2 separate regions of the Homo sapiens genome follow, and region 1 is linked to region 2. A link is a contact called in ENCODE Hi-C data. All regions are on one chromosome and are shown on one strand. The core of a region is the stretch at or near the end of the contact, and the rest is flanking DNA. Distances in the headings are between cores, read along the strand shown. Region 1 holds the start of FIG4 (FIG4 phosphoinositide 5-phosphatase). Region 2 holds the start of ATG5 (autophagy related 5).

Region 1 (2,700 bases), core at 54-2,553, 3.4 Mb before region 2:
AGAACTGAAAATACTTGCAAATACAGTATATTTGATAATGTCATTTTCTGCTCTAGATCTAATCAAAGTTGTCAGCAAAATTAATTTAAGGTCCACAATTCTCTACTCATGTTAACCTGAGGGAGAGGTTATTGTGCTATTAGGACTACGTTATAACTGAGAAACTGTTAAATGCCTTCTCATACTCCTCTAATGGAGACAACCCAAGTTTCAGAGAAACAGTTTATAAAGCACTCTATAACATAGTGAAGAGCATTATGAAAATATCTGGCATATGCAATCTTGTTAGCATGAAATGGGTAATATTAAACACAGTCCCTAATATCACTGTGGCACCCCAATTTAGAAGAGCTATACTGTACCAACTTTGCTTTCCACCCACAGAAAGGACCAAGTATGAAGTTATATAAACACCATTCTCCCTTAATTGAGGAACTGGTAATCGAAATACAAACTGATCTGCTTATTCACTATTTACATGGCCATTCAAAGTAATAAAATTTTAAAAGTAAATGTTATGTTGAAAAAAGTCAAGTGAAAAGCAAGATGTTATCCAAACAAATTATCTGTCTTTAAACAAAGTAAGTTTTCCTTTCCTTTCAAATAAGAAAAAAAGAGAACCAAAAAGTTCACCAATAGAAGTGTAATTCACATGAATCGCAGTGATGGTATACCATGGAATAGGAAAAAATAAGTTACAAGTCATAGTTCAAATTTTTTTCATACCCCTGCCTGTACTGTAACTTGTGAACTCTAGAACTTTAACAGACTTTCTGAAAGCTGAAAAGAATCCAGTAACTCGTACAGAGAACCTCATGAACAGTTCCTGAGGTACCACAAGCACCTGTTTCCAGCGTGTTCCAGCCATGGCTTGTAAGTGGACCTGCAAATGCTGCAATGTCCAGGGTACCAAAATAGGGGAAAGGCGCCCAGGCACAGCTCAAGGGAGCTAGCTTACCCCAAGGCTGTGTTTGACAGGGATTTGGGAACTGGAGAGGAAGGAGGAGGAGGCAGAGTACAGCCTCTGTCCTACGGCCCCACACCCACCGGCAGACATCCATCCTCCCGCCTGCGCCCCGCCGCGAGGGGGTACTCACAGCTCTAGTCTCATACAGAACCAGCTTCTGGACCGAGCTGATGATGGGGGCGGCGGCCGTGGGCATGGCGGCGGCAAATGGGGGCCCCACAACAGGGCACGAGCCTCCGGACCGCCCCAGGAGACTCGGCGAGAAAACCCCTCAGGCCCTGGACATCAAGTCCAGCCAGGAACAACACCCATTAGGCACTAAACCTATAGATGATCAGGTGTTTCCGGATCCCTGCGCCCCGCCTCCAGGCAAGCCCCGCCCCTCACGTCGGGAGCGGGGCTGGAGGACGTATCATAGAGAGGTCGGGTAGAGGCTCCCGGGACCTGCGTGCTGCCGAGAGAGGAAGCGAAGGGCACCATCTTTGGTAAGGATTGGAGGAAAACATGGGCGGAGAAAAAGTCGACGGATTAATTGAGTCTATTTATCTCCTCCCTCTCTTTGGAAAAAAGCGGAAGGTTTGGGATTGGGTAGCTTCTTTTGAAAAGGGTTCTCCGAGTTGCAGGATAGATCCTTGTGTTTTCCCTGCCTGCTGCGGCCCATTTTCCTGGAAGCCGGCCCTCTGACGGTCCTTCACTGAGTGTCAGTTTTCCCCTCACCTCTAATCCATGTTGTACCTACGCTGTGTGGCCCAAGAAATTGTTTTAAAATCACCTAAAGCTGGAAAGTGTGGCTTTGCCACACGTTTGTGCGTGAGGCTAGCCACTTGAAGTTGTCGACAGAGACTAGCGCAGTGTGGCGGAGCCGCGCTTGAAATGAGGTTTCTTCATTTCATGTGTGCGACATAAATGGGCATGCGCGTACCCTCTCTTCCATAGTTGTGAAAATGAGTGTATTATAATTATAAATGCCAAATTAGGTACAAAAGTGACTATTTCGAATTGGAAAAGAAATGACAAAGAACTACAGCCCCGCCTCTCGAGGCCCCGCCCCACCAAGCAGCAGGTGCGTGGCGGCCAGAGGTCTCCCCGGCAACCGCCCGACAGCCCCGCGGAGTCCCTGGAGGCAGTTGCTTCCCTGAGGAGGGTCCGGCTGCGGCCAGGTAAGGAGCCTTCCGGCGGCCCGCTGGGTCGTGGTCCGCCCTGGAGGCATCTTGGTATCTGTTGCACGGAACCCCGCCTCCTGCGGGGACCCCCAGACCAGCTTCTTTTCTTGCAAAACGGTCTCTTTGTAAATCCACTTTTTAAAACCACGTCTCCTTTCAACGACTGAAGTATTTATTCCACAAATATTTACTGAACACCTACTGCAAGAGTATAAGATGTAGGGGAGAGGCAGCTATCCTATCTTAGGCGGCAATTCTAGGTTTCCCAGGAAACCTCTAAACCTCAGAAACCTCTGCTAGAGGGCTTCTCAACTGCTAAGTGTAAGGAAACTTTAAAAAAAAATTATAGAATTATAGCATACCCAGATAACATTCATGTAATACCAAAGATCATATTGTAAATTAAAATTTGAGAAATTACAAAAATTGTAAAGAAATACTTAAGTCTATGTTATTTTGCGCTTCTTTCCCCCTGTAGTTTGGTACTCCTTTTATTAAGAACTAGAAGGATGGCCGTGTCCGTTCTGGCATTTTGGACTTGGATCTTTTAACTGGGAAAAATAGTTAGCT
Region 2 (2,700 bases), core at 84-2,583:
TCTGCATTGAGTAGGTGAAGAGGACCATAACTGTGGCTTTCAAACTTTTCTGACTGCTACCCTTACTAAGAAATGTATTTCACATTCCTATCCAGTGTACACCACATACATACTGAAGTAAAAATTTTGGGACACAATATTTACCCTTTACATGTGTGAAGCATGCTGATATTTTCTATTTTATTTCATTTAAAAAGATGCTGGGCATGCTTCCCTAACTTGATTTAGATACCCACTAATGTACTGTAATTTACCATTTGAAAATCATTGTACTTAGTCCAACTCCAAGAAGATTTTTCTTTTTAAAAGAATCCTGTGGCTACTACTAGAATTTTCCTTATGTTCCCAATTATCAAGAACCTGTTTTGAGTCTCAGCACAGTACTTACTTAACATGCATGGCGTTAAGGCACGTGTAATTAAGAGAAAAACCTTAAATGCCTGCTAAGACTTCTGGATAGAGCCAATTCAAAGATTCTTTATTAGTAAGTTTACCAATTATTACTATTTTTTTTTTGAGACGGAGTCTCGCTCTTTCGCCCAGGCGGGACTGCGGTGGCCCTATCTTGGCTCACTGCAAGCTCCACCTCCCGGGTTCACGCCATTCTCCTGCCTCAGACTCTCCAGTAGCTGGGACTACAGAAGCCCGCCACCGCGCCCGGCTAATTTTTTTTGTATTTTTAGTAGAGACGGGGTTTCACCGTGTTAGCCATGATGGTCTCGATCTCCTGACCTCGTGATCCGCCCGCCTCGGCCTCCCAAGGTGCTGGGATTACAGGCGTGAGCCACCGCGCCCGGCCCCAATTATTTTTACAAAGAGTAAGATAAAGATATGTACTCTTGGATGGGTGGGAGGGTTCAGTGCTCATATAGTCTTCTGTTAAATTAGGTTATTAATGCCTGCGGTGGTTCCAACAAAGTAGAGAAGAAGATCAAATAAGAAAATGGATGGGAAAGTACTTTGAAAACTAATGTTTTATTAATACTGTTGTGTGATGCCAGGAAGAAAGGGATGTTGCGATCAAGCTCTAGGGAGGCAGTGTTTCAGTATTTTAAAAACTGTTTTTGTGGAACTGTTAAGTTAACCTCCCCAAGCCCCAATAACTACGCTTTGACGCAAGATTCTCAGAAGAGGGTAGAAGCTATGAACTTGGAGAGGTTTGGTCGCGAGTTCAAGCGTACTGCCCCGTTGGCGCATGCTCAAGAGCGACTCGGGCCTCCTTGCTGGGTTAGGCAGAACACGGAGGGCGGAGTTCGGACCACGTGGGGTCTCGTGACGTCATCTCCGGGCGCCGAGGGTGACTGGACTTGTGGTGCGCTGCCAGGGCTCCGCAGCGTTGCCGGTTGTATTCGCTGGATACCAGAGGGCGGAAGTGCAGCAGGGTTCAGCTCCGACCTCCGCGCCGGTGCTTTTTGCGGCTGCGCGGGCTTCCTGGAGTCCTGCTACCGCGTCCCCGCAGGACAGTGTGTCAGGCGGGCAGCTTGCCCCGCCGCCCCACCGGAGCGCGGAATCTGGGCGTCCCCACCAGTGCGGGGAGCCGGAAGGAGGAGCCATAGCTTGGAGTAGGGTACGTGTGTGTGTCCACCTTGTGTGAGGAAATTCCTAGAGGAGGAGGGCTGGGGAGGGGCCAGGTAGGTGTGGTAGGAAGGAGGGGTGAGTAGTTGCCTGGAGGAGCGCCCGCCCGGCCGCGATGGCGGGTGAAGGTGGTTCCTCCGGGCAAGGTGGAGTTGGCGAGACGCCGGCCCGGAGCCCTGGGGCCGGTTGGCGGGTGTGGCCTGCGGGGTCCCTCTTGGGGTACATGTCTGTTGCTTACTAAGGTAGGAAAGCGAGAGTCTAGTCGCAGGCTCTAGAGTTCAGTTCAGGACCTGAATTGTTTGTGGAACACAGTTATTTAAACCTTTATTGCACAGTGCAGTGTGAGTCTGTCCAAACTCGGTGGGTATGTCCTCCAAGCAATTTATCTATTTACGATATTCCCTGTCTCAATAACAATATTTAGTGCTACCAAAGACATTTTCTGTTGGCAAGACACTTTTACATACTTCATTTGTACTTTGGATTATTTTAAAATTATCCTGAACTTGAGGAACCTAGGAAACTATTGGTTCTAGATTTTTCTGAGGGGTGAGGAGGTACAGCCTGTCTTGAGCAATCAGAACCCGGAGACTTACCAGACAGTAGCTGAACTTCCAAAGCCTTCCAGAATTGGCTTGTTAAATTTCTGAGACCTTGAAACTGGATACTTGGCTCTGAACTGAACTATTTGTGATTTCCATAGAGGGAGTTTCTGGTTGAATTTTGAATTTGAAAATAACGATGTTGTGCTCAGGGTAGTAATTGAGAGGTATTTTACACCAGATTTAAGCCTGTGCTTTTATCTTCAAAGATATGCTACTTAAAATTGGGGGAAAGTGTACAGAATGGAACTGTATGGATATGGATTTTTAGAATAGTGCACACACCTCAAGTGTGTATTTATTTCATTAATTTCCCCCAAACTGAGTACCTCCTATGTGTTAGGCACTGGACAAAACAGTAAACAAAATAGTAAACAAAAGAATAAAAATCCCTGCCATCATGAAGTTCCACTTTGGGGATGGGGTGAGAAGACATTGATACAAAAATTAAGGTACAGTCTTTCCTGTCCCTCGGCATCTGTGGGAGATTGGTTCCAGGACCTCCCTTGGATACCAAAGTCCT

What was found. Hi-C counts contacts between places; a loop is a spot of excess contacts on that map. Pooled maps may share reads with other maps.
Region 1: a map of CD8-positive, alpha-beta T cell shows a loop between it and region 2 (16-fold over the local background). The contact joins the promoter of FIG4 here to the promoter of ATG5 in region 2. A Hi-C loop is called at or near these places in 3 of 168 maps with a recorded cell type or tissue (CD8-positive, alpha-beta T cell and naive thymus-derived CD4-positive, alpha-beta T cell) and 6 of 50 pooled maps.

Annotation. Positions count from the first base shown.
Region 1 is chr6:109,689,899-109,692,598 of GRCh38, reverse strand. FIG4 (FIG4 phosphoinositide 5-phosphatase) reads right to left here and starts at 1,303. Exons shown (of 23, transcript NM_014845.6): 1 at 1,098-1,303. The coding sequence starts at 1,163. AK9 (adenylate kinase 9) reads left to right here and starts at 1,397. Exons shown (of 41, transcript NM_001145128.3): 1 at 1,397-1,452. RefSeq lists an enhancer at 1,350-1,819.
Region 2 is chr6:106,324,393-106,327,092 of GRCh38, reverse strand. It overlaps ATG5 (autophagy related 5), which reads left to right and starts at 1,333. Exons shown (of 8, transcript NM_004849.4): 1 at 1,333-1,567. RefSeq lists enhancers at 1,134-1,453, 1,474-1,523.